Regions from separate parts of the Mus musculus genome. Here region 2 is linked to region 1. A link is a loop called in an ENCODE intact Hi-C map of the cell type or tissue named here. Cell type or tissue: left cerebral cortex. All regions are shown on one strand. Each heading gives the region's core, and the rest is flanking DNA. Links, peaks and the distances in the headings are about the cores only. Region 1 overlaps Mettl8 (methyltransferase like 8). Region 2 has its middle 9.1 kb from the start of Gm39843.

Region 1 (10,429 bases), core at 809-8,808:
TTTATCTTATATACAGATGTCTTAGTAATCTCCAGCCTATGAGTGGGCTTATTCCAAAAGTAAGACAGCAAAAGGCTCACAAGCACTTTTTTCCCTTTCCTCCTTGAGAGGGTCTTCTACTTGAGGCTGGCCTAAAACTGCATGTAGCTAAGGATGACCCAGCACTTAGCCACTTTCAAGTTCCCATAGCCCCATTCCCACTTCAAGTGGGCCGGGGATCGAACCCAGAGCCTCGCGCACACTAGGCAACGACTCCTACACCAACGCGGCTACAACTACACTCCAAGAAGCACATTCTCCACAGGAGCATTTGAAGTGGTAATTAAGATACCAGGCTAGTTCACACATGCTTTTTAAATCCATAATGTGGATGAAAAGAAATGTGTTTGTTTATTTCAAATGGCCTTAGAAAGCTGGCAAATTTCATCTTCCCAGATAGCTGAAACCCTGCCAATCCATACTGCCTGGGGCAACTTGAATCTTATTTAACACAGAAACAATCTGATTAAATGATGCTTCTTTTAAAACAACAATAACAACAACAAAACCTAACACCTGTCAGCCATCTCCCTGCTGCCCGACAACACAGTGGGCGTGCTTGCTGCTTAACCAAACTGTATCTGTGACCACAGCAAGCATCCCTTTGAATAAGTCATATCAAGACATTACGATCTCCCCCAATAATAACGGGGTAGCTTTGAAAGACCATTTCCGGAGCTGCTCCCAGCAGGCTAGTCCTCTCTTCCATACTGTCAACCTGGGCAAGCTCTTGGCACTAGGACAATATCCTTTGTTTTCTGAGTTGTTGCTGCAGATTCCCAAAGAAACCAGCTCCAGAGACCAGGTTCATTAAGGTAAAAGTTTCTGGTAGGTTCCTTAAACAGCCTTCAACAGTTATAGCTTATAAATCTACCTCACAGTGCATACTGTGACACCACACCACTGTGCGCCTCTGCTTGAGGAAGCCATTTTGAGCTGAGTGTGTTTAAAAATGTTCTTCAGTGTACGCCTTTAATCCCAGCACTCAGGAGGCAGAGGCAGGTTCTTTAAATACACACACACACACACACACACGAATTCATGCACACGCTCACATGCATGTACTCTCGCACACACAGCAGGCAGGGCAAGATCTTTACAAATCCAACCAAGAAATAGCATACAGGATTGGTAAAAGAAAGCTACTTTACTCCACAGAATGACATGAGTGAGTACTTTAATGAAGAGACAGTATGTGAACTTCTGGAGGTAAAGATTCATGGCTGTAGAAGAGAGAGAAAAAGGTAAATTTTCTCAAAAATCATCTATAAAATTACAGTAATCCCAGTCAAAATTCTGAAAGTGTTTTGGGGGGAATCTGAACAAGTAGTGTAAGTAAATTAGGTTCATTGGGGGGGGGGGGACAAGCATACAGAAGTGCCAAGAGAACATTAGAGGGGAGAGGGGCAATGTGGCAAGACCCAGCAGGGCTTCTGGGCGGTGCAGTGAGAGTGTGCTTCTCTGCCAGGCCGAGTAGCATCCTCTAAAACCAGCCAGTCCAGGCCATGTCTCTAATGCCACAGCAAAAGCAAGAGATTTAGGAAGCCCAGAAACTGATCAAAATACATATAAAAAGTCTGCCTGTAATAGCTAGTATTTTGAGTCAGTGGATTAGATAGAAATGGCTTATTCAAAGAAGTACATTAAGAAAATGGGCTACCTGCCATTTGGGAGAAATAGTCTCTCTCTGCTCCACATGGAACATCAAAACTGCGGACAAATTACACTCTGAACATAAAGCAATCACGTCTTAAGGCAGTGAAGGCTCCACTAGTCAATAGTCCCAGTTCCATCTCTGGGACCTGCATGGTAGGAAAGAACTGGTTCCTGCAAGCTGTTCTCCGACCTGCACATCTGTGCCAGGGCACACAGACACACCCCTCCATCAAAATAAATAAATAACATTTTTAAAAGATATACACATATATATTTTTAAAGCGATTTATATATTTGAGTGTTCTGTCTGCACATATGCCTACATGCCAGAAGAGGGCAACCATTACAGATGGTTGTGAGCTGCCATGTGGGTGCTGGGAATTGAACTCAGGACCTGAGGAAGAGCAGCCAGTGCTCTTAACCTCTGAGCCTTCTCTCCAGCTCCTAATATACCTTAATAGGCTTAGAGAAATTACAAATATTTCTAAAAAGTGGGGAGGAAAAAAAATCTTTTAAACATGATCCTAAACTATAACACATGAAAAGACAGACACAACAGGGCTGAGCAGACAGCTCAGTGGTAAGGGCCCTTGCTCCGACAGTGGGAAGATGAAGTTAAACCCCAGGTGAAAGGCCAGCATAGCTGTGTGCGCCTGAAATCCCAGGCAGAAGACAGCAGACAGCTTACTGGACTGTCAGCGGAGGAAACAGCAGCCTTCAGGTTCAGTGAGAGACCCTGTCTCAAGGCAATAAGGGAGAGAGTGATATATCTGCACATACACACACACAGGTGCATGGACCTGCACACTCATAAAATGCATGAGAAAAGATTTCGGGAATGTTATCAAGGATGGTGGGGATATTTGCAGACTATTAGGATGGGTTTTTGTTTTTTTGTTTTTTTGTTTTTTTTTGGTTTGTGTGTATGTGTGTGTTTTGAGACAGGGTTTCTCTGTGTAGCCCTGGCTGTCCTGGAACTCACTTTGTAGACCAGGCTGGCCTCGAACTCAGAAATCCACCTGCCTCTGCCTCCTGAGTGCTGGGATTAAAGGCGTGCGCCACCACTTTTATTACCAAACATAAGGAATGCTTAGAAAACAACTAGGAATGATGACCTCAGTAAAAATATGCTGATGTCCTGAAGTGCCATTGGGAAATGTTTACCCCACTGACCGCACGCCTTTGGAGATTTCTGTACCCTGAGGCTGAGTGCCCTTGTTGGTTACAAAATGGGTGCAGCAGTTCCAGCTCTCACACTGACACGGCGCCTCCCGAGAAAGAAAAGGACCACTTCTTTCTTCCGTCCCTTTTTAGGAATGAGGAACTTTCTCACACCCTCCCCCCAAGACCCACACTCTCAGGTTTCACAGGAACTGAGTCACAAATGATCCCCAAGCCACTCTTAGGTGAAAGAATGGGTTCTGTGAGCCACTAAGAGCTCAGGTTCTCATGTGGTCCCCAAAGGCCTCCACTTACCCACGAAGGATCTTCAGAGGTCAGGGAGTTTTTAGTTTTTGTTTTGTTTTTTGTTTTTTTTTTTCAAGACAGGGTTTCTCTGTATAGCCCTGGCTGTCCTGGAACTCACTCTGTAGACCAGGCTGGCCTCGAACTCAGAAATCCGCCTGCCACTGCCTCCCGAGTGCTGGGATTAAAGGTGTGCGCCACCACACCCGGCTAAGGTTGTTTTTGTTTTTGTTTTTATCATAATAACATTAATATGCTGTTTACCTTTTGCTAATTGCCGTAGTCCATTGATGGTGTACAGATAATATGGCCATAGTGACAGCAGGCTGGCCTCAACCAAAGCAGAGGCAACAAATCACACTGAGAGCCACTGTCTCCTTCACTAACTGTATACTCTCAGGGGAGCCAGATACTCACACATCTCTTTAATGAAGCCATAAAAAGTGTCTTCCTGGAGCACAATTTTTACTTTATCATTTTCCAAAAAAATAATCAAAGTATGCCTGTCAGGAAAATAACAGACACCATACATTGTCTTTGATAGAATTCAAGCATTTAGGCAAATAAATAAATAAAATAAAATTCTAGTAAACGTGTGTCAACCAGTGGGAGGTAGCAGCTTTCTAGTACTTGTGCATTGCTATGCTAAGGGTAAAATACTTTTTATTTTTGAACAATTAAATCTGTCAACATTTGGAGGACCAACTAATTGATGAACTAATATTTTCCATAATATTAAGACGAAAAACCACACTCAGGGTGGAAAAAGCTTTGCTCCACCTACAAAACAAATCAATAACTCTGTCGGATTATTTCCAGATTTGGGGGGAGAGGGGTCTCTATGTAGCCCAGGCTGGCCTGGAACTCTCTGTGTAGCTCAGGCTGGTGTTGAACTCTCAGAAGTTGGCTTAGGCCTCTGGCTCTGGCTCCATAGTGCGGGGATTAAATGTACGCACCACCATACCAACACATGATAGAAAATTTTATTTTTAGAAAGATGTTCTGTAAAATAATCAGAATATGTTAAATATTTGTCACAGCACTGTTTGTACATATGCTGGAAAGTATAAATAGTTATTTTTATAAAAGTGCTGATTAAATTATTAAATGCATATCTATAGAGAGGAAAACCAAGCATCCATGCAAAACGCTGCCAAAACCTTAAACTTATTAATATAGAAAAACATTGTCTGAGTAGGGGAGAGAAGAAGGAACAAAGCCTTATGAATGGTCTCCTCTGCTGGACCTCGCACACACATATGCTTGCGCGCACGCGCAGGTACTGTCTAGGATGATGGACCTTAACTCAGGCTCACAGATGAGCTCAATGAGCCTTGAAATGTTCCTTCCTGGGTTTGCTTGTTTGTTGGACTGTTTGTTTTGAGATAGGGTCTTAGGTAACCCAGGCTGGCCTCAAAATTGCAATGTAGCAAAGGCTGGTTTTGAACTCATCCTCCTGTCTCCGCCTCTCAAAGAACAACAACAAAAATATTCTCGAAATACCTTTTTACGTACAGAACAATTATTTTTAAAATTACAAAGTATACAAGTTCTGTATAATAACCATGAGTGGAGAGAAGGAGGGGGAAGCAGTTAGCCCGGGCACTAGGTGGCATTCTCTCTAGAAAGGTTTCTGAAGCCCCATTAGGATGTCAAATTCCAGTGATCTAGAAACTTCTCCTATTCACCAACCATAGCAGGCATTTGCCACCTTGCCTTTTTGTTTTTCCTTCAAAATTATACACACAAAACTATACACAAAATTATTATATATCAAATAGGGATAGTTAACGCTTTATATCATTAAACGCTTCCCATGACATTGTAGCTACAGTCCCTGTGTTTGGTTGGTTGGTACCAGGCATGGGACACCTGCCTGCATCCCGCTTGCTCCTCCCTCCCCTCCTGTGCTCTACTGACCACAGCTCTACACGGCCACTTGGCATTATAGCGTTTTCTCTCCTCATTTAGCAACTGTGGTTCTGATGCACCACGCTCGGTTCATTTCTAGTACTTGTTAATCATCAGACTGCAAACACAGATGGCCCTAGTCAGGTCTGCCCAGTCTTGCAAGGAAGCGGAAGCCAGCCCCGGGAAAGCTCTCCCGCCCTCTGCTGGGCATCTCCAGAGAGACAACTTCCCAATCACAGGCATTTTATTTGCCTTTTGGTTTTCAGTGAGGAATTTGGGAACTGGTTCTTGGAACTGCTTGCTGAAAAAGACAATTCCTGACTAAAACATTGCTTTCGTTCTTCATACCAAACAGAAATATCAAATTGAAGCTGCTCGGTGAATATATTCCATCAGAGACATTGTGGGACTTGGTGTACTAACTTAGAGTAGTAATAAGAAAGCATCATAAAGAAACCAAGCATGGCGTACCACACTGATAACCACAGGATTCCAGCGGCTGAAGAAGGATCCTGAGCTCCAGGCCAGCCAGGGCTACATAGTTGAGCCTTGGCCTCAAAAATTAAAAAAAAAAAAAAAAAGGAAAAAGGGCTGATAAGATGGCTCATCAGGAAAAGGGCCTGGCCTCACATGCCTGGCACTGAGTTCCAGCTCACACCTGCACTTGGATGGTAAAGGAAGGAAGTCTGCTGCAAGTTCAAGGCCAGCCTGGACTACAAAGGTGAGTTTCACACCAGTCAGTGCCACATACCTGAGATACTGAGTCAAAAACCAAAACAAAAAAATAGGACACCTTGCCAGGTATGGTGGCGCACATCTTTAATCCTAGCACTTGGGAGGCAGAGGCAGGCAGATCTCTGAGATGGAGGCCAGCCTGGTCGACAGAGTGGGTTTCAGGACAGCCAGGGCTACACAGAGAGACCCTGTTTCAAAAAGCAAAGAAACAAGCAAACAGCAAAACAGCAAATCCAAAATCAAACGAACAAGCAAACAAACAACCAGGATCTTAATCAGAAATATGCTAAAACCCAAAACGTCAACTTCAGGATCTTATTGCAGCCGTCTATGCGCTTAGAAAGAAGCCCCTGCCAGGCTCGTGGCTTTGGCATCGCTCAGTCACTGCCTCTTGCAAAGCAGGAAACTAAAGTTAAGAACTTTCACACTGGAGAGATGGCTCAGAGGTAAGGTGCACTTATTCTTGCAGATGATATGAGTTCAGTTCCCAGCACCTACATGGTGGCTTACAGCATCCATAACTCCAGTTCTAGGGGATCTAAGACCTTCCTGTCACCAACCTAGGCTCTAGGCACACACATGGTACGCAGACATACATGCAAGTACAACACTCATATACATTTTTAAAAAGGGAGGGGTTCTTAAGTTCTGGCCTTGCTTTCTCATGAATCTTTACAGTCTTGCTGTTTCCTCCTTTAAGAATACAGCATTGGGGATACCGCTCTGTTGACATGCTAACCCCAAAACCGATATGCAGAAGAGCAAGGCAGTGAGATTCAGCTGTAACCACAAAGATGCCCTAAGCTAAAGAACAAGGTGGTGATGGTAAACAGAATCTGTATATATTACCACACACTGCTCTAAATCGTTTCATCCTGCTATCATCTCACTTAGACCTCGAAGTAACTTATTTAAACTTTATATAACTGCTCCACAAGTTTAAATAACAGTCTAGAACCGCTCTACAGATAGATATACAGAGTTCCTGCTCACGTGCCAGAGCTTCCCCTGTTCGGCTCTTGAATCATCCTGGTGCATTTGTTACCACTGACAACAGTAGAATACATTATTATAAACTTCTTCATACTTCAGTCCAGTTTCCTTCCTTCTTCCCACCCCCACCCTCAGGTCCTTTTTCTCTCCCAGAATCCCAGCTGGGATGCCACATTACAACTGGCTGCCATGTCTTCCGGGTCTGTTTCTTAAAAGTGAGACTTGTATTTCGAGGACCCTGTGTTTTGAGGCGTGGGTATTTTGCAGAATGTCATTGGTGGACATTTATCATTTTTTCTTAGGACTACAGTAAGGGTATGAGGTTTGCTGGGGACTGTTTGGGGCTGGGGAGTGAACCCAGGCCTTAACACATACTAGGTACAATGACACATCCCACCGGAGGCACTGCTGTCAATATGGCTGTCACAGCTGATAACCGTGATTGCCGGCTGAAGCAGTCAGATGAGTTCCTTTACTGTGGTGTCACTCCCCCTCCATTCCCCACTTGTACTGTTTTTTTAAAAGAAACCTCTATGGTTTGCACTCACATTAATGCTGGTGTCAGCTTCGGTCGGAGAAGTTTCTTTTTGCACAGTCAGAGGGCAGCTCAGGCCCTTAACGGGTCAACGTGCTGAGAATAAATGACTGCTGAATGTCCAGTCATAGTGGGACTCCCAGGGCTGGTGACATGGCTCGGCAGAAAGGCGCTTGCTGTGTATGCCTGGTGACCTCAGTTTGATCCCTGGATCACACACAAAGGTGAAAAAGGAAACCCAACTCCACCAAGTTGTTTTCTAACCGCCACGTCACTTCCATTTTAATAATCAATATAATATTTAAGTGGGAGAGTTGAATCCCACTCCACCGCCACCATTAAGGCTCAGGAAAACTGCAGAGTAAGGGATGGACAGATTTTAAGAGCCTGAAGTTACTGGGAGCGGTGTGGTATGCTGAACTTAGGCACAACATGGCAACTGCAGCTTTGAACTCACAGTAGCTGGGATTATCTGCACAACATGTGCACAACATCAGCCTGGTCAACGCTGTGTCACGGGAGGGGAGGGGCTCACAGGACCCCACACTCTTCCTTGAGTATTTATACACAGCTCATGATCAGTGGGGAGAAAGACATTTTCTTCAGTGGTGGGACACCCATACTCTTGTAACACCACTAATCAAACTTCCTGGGTTAAAACAAAAGCCACTGAAGGTGCAGGGAGGCTTGTGGTTGGGAAGAGAAAAGGATCCGCAGCCATGGAGGGAGGGATGGGGGTGAATGTGGATAAAGTACATCATGTGGGTACATGAAATTGGCTCAATGAAACTCGTTATTACGTCTAATAATTATGCTATTTAAAAACATTTTTAAAAGACAGACCAGAAAAGGGATGGGGAAAGGCCACACTAGGATACTGGGCTATTCCCTTCAAATAAAACATAGGAATTTAAAAACCAAAAGGAAGTGGGAGCTGGGGCGGAGGAGATGAGTCAGTGGTTAAGTATTTGAGGTGTATGCATGAGGACCTGAGCTTCGATCTCCAGCCCCTACGTAAAATGTGGGTACGCAGGTGCAAGTCTGTAGGCCCAGAGCTCGGTGGACAGAGACTTGTGGATCCTGGGGACATGCTGGCCAGTCCACGTAGCCAAAACAGCAAGAGGGAAACCCTGTTTCAAAACATAGAGTGTGATAGAGGCTAGTTTACTATCAATGACACAGGCTAGTCATTTGGGAAGAGGGAAGCTCAACTGAGAAAATGCCCCCACCAGATTGGCCTGTGGTGCGTTTTTTGGACTGAAGATGGATGGTTGAGGACCCAGTTCACTATGGGTGGCGCTACCCTTAGGCTGGTGGTCCTGGGTACTTTAAGAAAGCAGGCTGAGCAAGCCAGTAAGCAGCACCTCTCCATGGCCTTTGCTTTAGGTTCCTCCCTTCAGATCCTGACCTGACTTCTTTCTGCAATAGATTGTGACCAGAAAGTTTTAAGCTGAAATAAATAAACCCTTTCCTCTCTAAGTTCCTCTTGGTCATGGTGTTTTGTCACAGCAATAGAAACCTAACTAAAATAGAGAAGAACATTAAAGTCAACATCTGCCTTTCATAAGCACACACATACGTGTACACACGCGCACACACACACCCTTTGATATACCTCCATCATTATGCTTCTGTTTTTAGCACTTTATACGCCCTGATATTGCAGGATGCTACAAGCTCATCATATTTATTCTCGATCCAACACTACAACCAGCCGTTTCTCCAAATAGCCTTTTTCCTTTTATTGGAGTCTGGGTGCTGAGGGAGTGTGCTCTTTGCTACTCTGTCTTTGCTTCTGTACCCTCTTGGTTGGCAAAGCAGGCAAATACATGTACATACGCAAGCAAGCAACCAGATTCCCATCTATGCCTATAAGTGTTTACATATATACACATCTACATCTCCACCAAACCAGAAGTTGAACCTGCTCGAGGGAGAGCTGCTGCCTCACAGGTCAGGCTATGTCCTCTTCAGTCTCTCCTCTCAAAAAAAGCACTGACTGCAGGTTGGGAAAAATCAAGCCAAATGTCTCCCTTGCTGCCCAAGACCAAGGCAATTTTGAATCATGGCTTCATTTTTAACTGTGCCTTCCTGCCTTGTGACTCCTCTCACATAGGCTAGGCCAGGCTGCATCATGGGGTATGGAACTTATTGCCCTCTTTCCCATCCCCCTCCAAAAAAAACCCTACAAGTGTCAGAAACTCCCTCTTGTGTTCAGAGCTGAAGGGTCTGTCTCTTTAGGTCTTCCATCTGGCTATACACGATGGCTCTCTCTTCTTCTAATGCTTTCCCATTTCAAGGCCTGGTCTTGGCTGTCTTTGGCCCTGAGTCTGTTTCTCGTTCTGAAGGGTAACCTCAGGTCAGCTTCCTTCTATGACGCTGCCACTCTTTTCTAACATAACAATGTTGAAACCTACCATTCTCTCTCTCTTCACTTCTAGCAGCAGCAGCGTCCCTGACCCTAATGACTAGAGGCATCGAGCTAGCTCCCCTATTTTCTCACCTAAATCTTTCCACTCTGATCATAAGAAACTCTGTTCTCATCACCTCCACCTAATCACTAATTGTTCAATTCCAATGTCCACGGAAGAACGGCTTCTGTTGTCACCTCGAACAGAAGCAATCTAGAAAGCCAGGGAAAGACATAAGAGGATGTGAGATGGGAAAGAAGGCCCTCACCCTGAAGTTAGCTTGCCTTTCCTATTGGCTGGGAATCAGGTTCCTACTGACTCAACATTGCCTTTTCAAAAAACTGGTCAGACAAGGATGTTAAAATCAACAAACTACTTACTTAGGGCCAAATATAACCTTGACTTTAGCAGTATTAGTACTGCCGGGTGGTGGTGGCGCATGCCAGTACTCAGGGCAGAGGCAGGCAGATCTCTGAGTTTGAGATCAGCCTGGTCAACAGAGTAAGTTCCAGGACAGCCAGGGCTACAAAGTGAAACCTTGGCTATACACACACACACACAAAAAAAAAAAAAAAAAAAAAAAAAAAACCCACCACCACCAAAAAAAAACAAACAAACCAGTATTAGTATCTGTCTCTCAGCCATAAACCCCTAAAACATCTTACAATTTCATTTATAAAAGGAA
Region 2 (10,429 bases), core at 1,710-9,709, 120 kb before region 1:
GGGATGGAAGGTTTTCTCTTATTAAAAGAATCTCAGGCATGGCAAGAATGGAAAGTATTTTGGTTGGGCAAGGTGGGGGTGGGGTGAAGTCACATGACTGCATACTTGAGTTGTGTAGGGAAGAAACCCATAGCCATCACATGTACTGCCAGCCAGTATGTTCCAGGAGCTATTAGCTTTCCAGAGTCATTTGGCGAGCAGGTAAACTGTAGCCAGATTACTGTAAGGACCCCAAACAGCCAGTGGGTTCTGCTTCAATGGCCTCTTCTCTGCATCCTTGCATTTATAAGGGTGTTTGTATGCTTCCATTTGCATAGTGAGCCGTTCCTCTAGTTCCCTGTTTCCATTGTAGCCGATCAGATGCATCCCCTGGCTCCAAAGCCTCCATCCCAATAGGCCACGTGGAGGCTGGACCATCATTTGATATATGACCTGGTTTTTAAAAATCAAATCTGGCTATTGTCTTAATCGCTTTTTCTTTTCTATGAGGCAAATATATATACACACATGACAGAAATAGCTGAAGGAAAAAAGGCTTCTTTTTAGCTCATTTCCGTCCCTCATGGTAGAAAAGGCAGGTAGGCGTGGCTGTATCGTCCACAGTGATGGGACATGACTATAGAACAGGAAGCAGATAAACATGGACCAGCAACAGAAGTGGAGTAACCTCCAGAGGTCTGTCTGAGTGACCCACTTCCACCAGATAGGTCCCATGTTCCAAAGCTTTCACAACCTACCAAAACAGCACCAGCAGTTAGGGACCAGATTTTCAAACAGATAGGTCTGTGAGAGACATTTCTGACTCAAACACAGCAGCTGTCTTTTTAGCCTTCTGCACATATGGAAGGAGGAGAGCCCTTACAAGGAGTTGCTCAAGACAGTAGTCTGTATTGCTGGCCAGAAATGTTCAGGGAAAACAGCCTTTGGCCTCAGTCCTCTGGAGATGGCTGACATCTGTGTTCTGTTTCCTGAGGGTAGGGGACATTCATTCCTATGAGATGCCACGAGAACCTGGACAGTGGATAGAAAGAAAACTCATCCTCTGATAAGGTTGCCTTTCCTCAGAAAGGACACCCTGGAGGACATTTTCAAGAGCTGAAGAGAATGAAAAGTACTACTGTTATGTCCATTGCTTGGTGGCAACTGTGATTGCTATATTTAATTGCTAAACTAACTATGAGGGTTTAGAGGAGAATACCTCTCCCCTTACCCCCCAGGCTGATGTTTGAATGCTTTGTCCCCACTGAATAGAATTGTTCAGGAAGCACTAGGAGGTATGCTCTTGTTGGAAGTGTGTCACTGAGGGTGGAGTGGGCTTTGAGGATGCCTGACATACACCCACTGCTGTGGATCAGATGTAAAGCTCTCAGCTACTGCTCCGATGCCTTGTTTGTTCACTCCCGCCATGATGGTCATGGACGAACTCTGAAAATGTTAGCAAGGCTCCAGCTAAATGCTTTCTTTGGTAAGAGTTGCCTCCGCCATGGTGTCTCTTCACACAGCAGAACAGTGACTAAGACATTGACGTAATCTAGAGTAATCTGCGAAGAAAGTCTCAATGAAGACTTGTTTGGATTGAGTTGGCCTGTGCATATACCCAGAAGGGATCTTCTTAACTGTGTTCATAGAAGTGGGAAGACTCACCCTGAACGTGAGTGCCACCATTTCATGGGCTGGGTCCTGAGCTTGGTGAATAGGAGAGCAGCCAAGCACCAGCAAGCATGCAGACAAGCATTCTCTCTCTCTCTCTCTGCTCCTGACTGTGGATGTGACCGGCTGCTTCCTGTTCCTGCTTTGACTCCCCTGCAGTGTTGCACGGTGACCCAGAGCTGTGAGAGAATTGAATCCTCTCCATGAAAGCTGCTTTTTCAGGACGTTTTTATCGCAGCCACAGGAAATGGAGCTGAGACAGCAACATTGGGAGCTCAAGAGATGGCTCAGCGATTAAGAGCACCGGCCGCTCTTGCAGAGGACCTGGGTTCAATTCCCAGCACTCACACAGTGGTTAATAATTTCTGTCACTCTGACTCCAGAGAACTGGACATCCTCTGCTGGCCTCCTCAGGCACTGTGTGCACACGGTGCACAGACACACATGTAGGCAAATCACCTGTACACATAAAATAAAAATAATCTTAAAACATCAACATGAGGTCAAATTATTCTTTAGGGCAGATCATCAACTCCAGAAATTCTTCTGACACAAGAAAAACATCAGATGTCAGTGTAGAAATGGAAGGCACAGTCCCTTTCCTTATCCATCACAGGGGACACGAACCTATGACAAGACAGATTAACAAGGAAAAGCTAGACAGACTAATGTAGTCAACATTTTGTAGCACATAAGCCATCAGAAATGAAGGCCCAGCCAGGCATGGTGGCACATGCTTGTAGTTTAAGCACTCAGGAGAGTGAGGCAGTAAGAATATGTTAAGTCCAAGGTCAGTCTGCGCTCCAGAATAACCTCCTGTCTCAGAAGAGTCAACAACAGCCAAGGCCAAACTAACGCAGTAGCAGAAACTGTCTGCTCTGGGGCAGATTAATGAAGCGTGGACATTAGTGAAGACCATGACTGAGCAAAAGTGTATCCGGCCTGTTGACAGGCCCAGCTCCTTGTCTCCTCCTGCGAGGGCTATTGGTTCAGATTCTTCTTGGATTTTCTGTGGAGTCCAGGTTTAGGACAGGAATATTTGGGGATTTGCCTTTTGAAGAGTGAGGAGAAAAGGACCAGAGACCACTCCAGGCTTTTATAGCTTGTTTAACAGGGAGGGGCTCTCACCCTAAGAGTCATCTTGGGGACAAGTGAATCTGATTTCTCTCTCTCTCTCTCTCTGTCTCTCTCTCTCTCTCTCTCTCTCTCTCTCTTTCCTTCCTTCCTTCCATCTTTCTTGCTTTCTTGCTTTCTTGCTTTCTTGCTTTCTTGCTTTCTTGCTTTCTTGCTTTCTTCCTTCCTTCCTTCCTTCCTTCCTTCCTTCCTTCCTTCCTTCCTTTCTTTCTTTCTTTCTTTCTTTCTTTCTTTCTTTCTTTCTTTCTTTCTTTCTTTTTTGGTTTTTTTGAGACAGGGTTTCTCTGTGTAGCCCTGGCTGTCCTGGAACTCACTCTGTAGACCAGGCTAGGCTCGAACTCAGAAATCTGCCTGCCTCTGCCTCCCAAGTGCTGGGATTAAAGGCGTGCACCACCACTGCCTGGCTTCTTTCTCTTTTTAATTACAGATTTTTTTACTTTATTTTATTTTATGTGTGTGGGGTTTTGCCTGCATGTCTGTCTGTGTACCACATGCATACCTGGTACCAGTGACCAGAAGAGGGCATTGGATCCCCTACAACTGGAGTTATGGTGGTTGTGAGCCATCCATCATGTGGATGCTGGAGATCAAGCCCAGGTCCTCTGCAAGAGCAGCCAGTTACCACTGAGCCACTTCTCTAATCCCTACTTTTGTTTCCTAAAGGTCACTTCAGGGGAGACATGCTTTGAATAGGAGAGCAGGCAACCAGAAAGACCTTGTTCCTGGAATTAAAATCTTTATTTCAAAGTATTCAAGATTCCACTTTGCCATACTTTGAGGTATCATGCTGTCACGAGTAAGCTACATCAGAAACGTTGATGGTTGAGTTCTCTGTGATGTGAGACTTCATTTAATAATAATAAATCTATAGGAATGTCTGTCTTATTGGCTTTGGTTAACCAAATGCCACTGATTTGGCTGGGTAGCAGTCATGAGCTCTATCATTACAGCCCTAATTACTGATATTAAGCTCTTAGGCCATGCACTAGATGTCACATAACAATGTGTATATAAGACACCAAATGACAATAAGAGGGTTAAAGAGATTCAAAGAGACCTTGCTGAAGGCAAGATCAGAGAAGTGAAACAGACTCAAAGAAAGATACTGCAGGTGACTAGATATAAAAGGAGAGGTGAAACCCCCAATAGATTCAACTTCAGAATAGGTTCAAGACACAAGGCACAGGGCTGGGTCTGGACAAATGAGGGTTTGACCAGGTCACTTCAAGCAATGGAATCAGAGCCTGAGCCCCAGGGACAGAAACCAAGTCAGGAATTGGTGCCTGTGGGTCATGCATGCCCTGGAGTGCTTGATAATTGGAAAGTGAGTGCTACTGTGCCCAACTGGGACTGTCTCTCTGGTGAGGGGGTTGCAACCACTCTTGGTCTGGTATGTTTGATCCCTTCAAAGTCCTGGCTTTTATTACACCTGTGTATGAGTGTTTGTCTGCATCTATGTCTGTGTACTACTTGCGTGCCTGGTCCACTTGGAGTCCAAAAGAGGGAGTCGAATATTCTTGCAACTGAAGTTACTGGCAGTTGTGAGTGGCCATGTGGGTGCTGGGAATTGTACCTAGGTCCTCTGCAAGAGCAGCCAGTGCTCTTAACAACTGACGCATCTTTCCAACTCCTCTCATATCTCCATGTTGTCTTAGTTAGGGTTGTACTGCTGTGAAGAGACATCATGACTACGGCAACTCTTATAAGAACAACATTTAATTGAGACCAGATTACAGTTTCAGAGTTTTAGCCCATGATTGTCATGGCAAGGAACATGGTAGCATGCAGGCAGACATGGAGCTAGAGAAAGAGCTGAGAGCTCTGTATCTTGATCTGAAGGCAGCAGGAGACTGCATACCACACTGGGCATAGTTTGAGCATATATAACCTCAAAGCCTGCCTCTACAGTGACATACTTCCTCCCAAAAGGCCACACCCACTCCAACAAGGCCACACCTCCTAACAGTGCCACTCCCTATAGACAAACATTCAAATATATGAGTCTATGGGGGCCATGACTATTCAAACCACCACACACGTGTTTGTGATTCCATTCGATCAGTACAGAGGAGGCAATACTTTATTTGCATAAATAAGTTACCGGTCTGTGCCTTATGGTTTGTGCTAGACAGATGGTGCTTATTTACTTGTGTCATTCTGCATCAGAGTCTGTACTCAAAATGGAGCAAATTGATGCTTTATAAAAGGGAGCCGTTAGGGGTTAGCCCGAGAGCTAATGTTTTATGCACTGTGGAGCAACTTTGACCAAAGTCCAGCCTGAAATGAACAGTGTAGTGTTCTGCTCAGCATGGTGTATGTAACTCATGGCAGGGCCATGCCTGATCTCCATGTATTTTTCTGAGCCTTGACACTAAAGAAGATTAAAATAAGCCATATTGCTGATGCAATGCTGTATGAATATAGCCCCAACTGCCTGAGGACAGAGGCAGGAGGATCCTGCCTGAGAAATATCTGGAATTGCCTGAGAAGGAGCGAAGGCTGGGGGTGTAGCTAGGTGGCAGAGCCCTTGCTTGCCTACCCTGCTTGAGGACCCGGGTTTGATCCCTAGCACTGCTAAAACAGAAGTGAAATAGATGAAAAATAAACAAAGCAAACACATACTGATCAGCCGTAAGTGAACATCCATGCTTAAATTTTAGCCATCCTCAAAAACAACAGTACCTAGAGAATATTTTTGAGCAAACGTCAAATGAAAATTTGACTTGAGAATTGAGCGCATAACCATGGAAAATCACACTAGAGAGAGAAAACTAAAATCAAAGTCCTCCTTCTCTGTTCTCTATTTCCGAGCCCCCTCCAGGGAGCAGTGTTAACAGGTCTTTAAATATGCATGCCATATACATAGCAAATATTCTAGATGGAAATATGTACGGCATACATATGTAGCACGCATCCTTTCTACTGTTATGGATTTCTTTGTACATACAAAGGACCATGTTGTCTAAGTTATGAACTGAGATTATGACTCATACGAATCCTGCTGCATTCGTCAGGGTCCTGGCAACAGATGGCATGCTGAAACTGTGAAACCGGGTAGTTTTAATAAAACGACTGTTTGCAAAGTTGCAGGCAGGTTAGAAAAACCAATAAAGGCTAGTGCTGGTAGAGCATCCAGGGTTTGTGCTATTTAAAACATAACTGATTTAAAGAATGCTCTTTAAGAAAAAGGATACAAAAATTACTGATGGAAAAAGTAGGTACAAAAATAAATTCAGGATGAGGAAGAAAGCATAACAGAGTTAAACTCATCAAACATCACAAAATCTAAATGTCACTATCATATAACTACCAGTCACATCTCTACTGGCTTCTTTCTAGCTTTGTGTGTGTGTGGGTTATACATGTGTGTGTGGTATGCATGTGTGCAACTGTGCGGTATGCATGTGTGTGAGTGTGGGGTATGCATGTGTGTGTGAGTGTGGGGTATGCATGTATATATGTGAGAGTGTGTGATTTGCATGTGTATGAGTGTATGGTATGTGTGTGAGTATGGGGTATGCGTGTGTATGTTTGTGAGTGTGTTGGGGGTATGCATGTGAGTGTGGGTATGTGTGTGTGTGATTGTATGGTATACATGTGTGTGAGTTTGGTGTTTGCATGTATGTGTATTGCTATTCATATGTGCAAGAGGGAGGTTGCATGTATGTGATTTTGTGCACATGGAGGACAGAGGACAGACACCGGATGGCCTGTTTTATCACTCTGTAGTAATTTTTTGGGACAGGGTCCCGCTGATGCTGAAGCTAGGCTGGCACCTAGGAAATCTCAGAGAAGAATCCTCCTGAAGACTTCTCCTGTCTGTCTCCCTGAGGCCTTGGTTACAGATACACATGGCCACACTCAGTGTACTGCATGGGTGCTAGGGTCCAAACTTGCATCCTTGTACTTATCCAGCAAATTTTCTTACCCACCAAACCATCTCTCCAGCACACTATTTTTTCCCCTCTTTGATCATATGAGATTAACATTTTTTTTTCATGACAGGATTTCTCTGTATAGCCCTGGCTGTCCTGATACTCACTTTGTAGATCAGGCTGGCCTCGAACACAAAAATCTGCCTGCCTCTGCCTCCTGAGTGCTAGGACTAAAGGCGTGTGCCACCACGCCCGGCCGAGATTGACATTTTTGTAGTAGAAAGAATGGAAAGCTAAACTTTTCTTTCACGTATAGAAATCTGACATAATTCATTTTAGAGGTACACAACTTTGACATTTTAATATGACATGGTCACCCACAAAGTTCAGGCTCAAACACCATGCAGCCCAATTGCCAAAACATGCAAATAAATAGATTGCAAAATCAATCGAAACATTCTAAGTAAGTTTAAGGTTTTGTGTTGGGGCACGTTCATAGTTATCCTCGGCTGAACAGGACCGTGGCTCCAGGACAGTCTGTTTCGGGTATATTTTCTATTCAGTGGGCCCACGGATGTCTCCCCACAAGGGAAGGAAGGCACTGCAGTAGTTCGGCTGGAAAATAGCTCCATACTCTTTTTTGTTTTGGGTTTGTTTGGTTTTTTTGTTTTGTTTTGTTTTATTTTTTTGTTTTTTGTTTTTGTCTTTTAAAGATTGAGGTATTTCACAAAGCTAAGGACACACTCCATCCATCTTCCACGTGCAGGAGCTGTTCCTTCACTTCCTTACCATCAAGTACTCGGTGTCTTGCTCACTTCAGGACACAATTGAAGTTCCTTTTTTTTCAGCCCCATCCCTTCTCACCTTCTGCCTTCATCCCTCATCACATACCAGTAATGCTCAGCTGCTTCCAGTTCTGGGACATGGCATCCTCAGTCCCCAGCCTTTGCATGGGATATTCTCTATGCTTAGAATACGCTCCCCAGCTTCTCCTCCTGGGAAACTGGCTTCCTGCCTTCAGTGGCAGACAAGATCCCACTCCCCTGCAAAGGCTTTCCCCTTTGCCACAAAGATGCGATTGATTGTAGGTGAGGCTCCTCAGTAGCCTGCAGAGTTTCTGAAAACCATGAACTTCTCAGCCTTCTATGCTGTGAGCCCTGCAAAGAGCCTGGCACACAAGTAGCCACTCTTTAAGTGCATGGTTTGGTTTTGTTTAAACAAGTTGCCACTACCTGCACCAGAATTGCCTAGAATAATGATTGTTTTGACTCAGCCTCCCAAGTACTGGAACTATAGGACTATTCCAACATGCCTGGTCAATAAATGGGCTTTAAAGACAATCATAGAGCAATTGTTACATGCCTAAGCTTGAGCTAAAATCCTGTCTCATTTTGTACCGATGGAAATCTATGAAGCACAATATTATTATTCTCTGTGTGTACATGTGTGTGTATGTTTATGTATGTGTGTATGTGTGTATGAATGTGTGTCTGTATGCATGTATGTGTATGTGTATGGTGGGTGTATGTGTGCGTGTGAATGTATGTGGTAGGTGTATGTGTGCATGTGAATGTGTGTGGTGGGTGTATGTGTGCGTGTGAATGTGTGTGTTGGTATGTATGTGTGTCTGTATGCATGTGTGTGTATGTGTATGGTGGGTGTATGTGTGTGTGTGAATGTATGTGGGGGGTATGTATGTGTGTCTGTATGCATGTGTGTGTATGTGTATGGTGAGTGTATGTGTGCGTGTGAATGTATGTGGTGGGTGTATGTGTGTGCATGGATATGCTTGTGTGAAACACAGAGGGCAACCTGAGGTGCTATTCCTTAGAAACCTTGCCTCTTGTTCTTTGAGACAGAGTCTTTCATTGGCCTGTACTTCACCATAGGCTAGGCTGGATGGTCAGTGAGCCCCCAGGGACATCCTGTCCCCACCTCCCTAGCTTTGGCCATTTCCTCCCTTTGTGGCTGACCTCCAAGGTCCAGCTATCAAAGTATTGAAGTCCAGCAGTCAAAAGCTCCCTTTTGGCTGCCCTAATCAGCATGCTCAATGAAAACTAAGCGCCTGGTCCTAACATGAGGAGGGCGATTCTCCTTTCCCTTTATAAACTGCCATTTGCCAATGGGCCACATCTGTCTCCTCTCTATCCAGAGGCAATATTTGTCCCTCCAGGGCAAATACCCCCCTCTCTCCTCCCTTGTTCCTTTTCCCTTCTCACTCCCTCATCCTCTATCTCCTGTCATTGTCTCTTATTCCCTGCCCTCTGTCCCTTTGGGGCAGGTAAATTTCCTTTGTGCTGAGACTGGTCTTGAGGTGTTTCATGATGACTTCAGAGTCCTTTCAGGGACACCTCTGCAGATTTTTCTTGACTAAAACCAATGTCCACCTCATCGTCTGCCCCACTCCCTGACCTCATGGCACACACTACCTCTCGGGTTTATTATTATTTTTTATCCGTTTTTTGGAGATCAAACTCATATCTTCATGCTTGCAAGGAAAGCACTTTACGGACCATGTTATCTCCCCGGACTGTTAATATCCTGATCCCTGTAGAGGACTAAATATGCTACCCCAAAATACATCACTTCAACATATGGCTTATTTTAACTTACAAAACAATGCACAGGCAGAAAGGCTCTGTGTCTGCCTCCCTGTTTTCCTAAAAGTAGGACATACGTTTCCATGTGTGCCTCTGTGTTCCCTGACAACTCCAAGGTAACTTGAGAATCACCAAGAGGAATCAATTTAACAAACTTTACTAAAAGAGCTCTATTTTCCATGAGTCTCCTCCCCTCACCATGTACTTACCCCCCACAGTTTGCCACCCCTAAAAGCCTTGGCTGTTTCTCTACAAATCCACTGCCTTTTGTTAATTCTCTAAAATCCTCTGATTCTAACCATTTCTACAGTTAGCTATCTCTGAGTTTCTCTCCTAAGTCAAGGGCACCTCCAATTTGCAAAGTCTATCTTTTGTAAGTCAATTTCCAGGCCCCCCAGTGAAGAACGTGGAAGAGAAAATGGTTTTTTGGTTTTAAACTCCCCTATAGTGTGCAGATGGAGAAAGTCAATAAGTTTAAATTATTTGCCCATAGCTGTTTCAGTTCAGTTCTGTCTGATTCAAAAAGCTGTTTACTGGACCCAGCATCCTTTGTCCTTCTGCAGCAGTTAGCAACTGCCTATGGTAGGGCTGATCCAACTTCTGAATAGACAGCTCTGGCTTCTCTGAGGGATTACAGCTCCTTTCATGCTTCTGCCCTATCCACGCCCACTGACATTGTTCATTTCAAGGTCATAGGTGCTTGGTTCAGTCAAACCCAATGGCTACTTTAATCTTTTTCTTTAAACACTCAACATAGTCTCTGTTCCCTCTCCTCCCCTGTCATTAGAGCTCTGATCTTTCTTCTACCTCTACACACTGAACTTCCTCAGAGAAGGCCTTGGACCAGCCTCTCTCCTCTGCCCACCGAGTGCCCTTGCTGATCTCCTGCAGTCCTGTGAAGTTAGTGGGGATGAATCCACACACTGTTTATGACAGGTCCTCCAGCCTGGATGTCTGTATGTACTCAGATGCCCAAGTCACCACTCAGTATGACTACATGTCCGGCCAGTGTGTCCTCTAATTCCATGGGCAACTCTGTTTCTTCCCTGAGAGATGGTTTTGTCCTACTACTGTGTGACAACCTATTTCAAATAGTAATGGTTCACAGAGCCAGACAGGGTATCATGTGACTAACTTATTTCCATTTTTGTTTTGTTTTCCTTTTTTTTG

Evidence for each region. Peaks named below come from ENCODE experiments on the same cell type or tissue, not always from the same donor. Only the 100,000 strongest peaks of a DNase experiment are listed, where the experiment ranks them.
Region 2: it touches region 1 in a loop (2.6-fold over the local background); 2 of 42 quality-filtered maps call a loop at or near these places.

Annotation. Positions count from the first base shown.
Region 1 is chr2:71,034,677-71,045,105 of GRCm38, forward strand. The region is part of intron 1 of Mettl8 (methyltransferase like 8); the gene reads right to left. Among named protein-coding and RNA genes, the nearest start is that of Mettl8, 16 kb to the right of the region's middle. In left cerebral cortex, for the core only: a CTCF peak has its summit at 5,278 (motif pointing left); a DNase peak (open chromatin) is centred at 5,247.
Region 2 is chr2:70,908,782-70,919,210 of GRCm38, forward strand. No RefSeq gene overlaps it. Among named protein-coding and RNA genes, the nearest start is that of Gm39843, 9.1 kb to the right of the region's middle. In left cerebral cortex, for the core only: no CTCF peak of the experiment used is centred there; DNase peaks (open chromatin) are centred at 5,788 and 9,365; H3K27ac peaks cover 563 bases.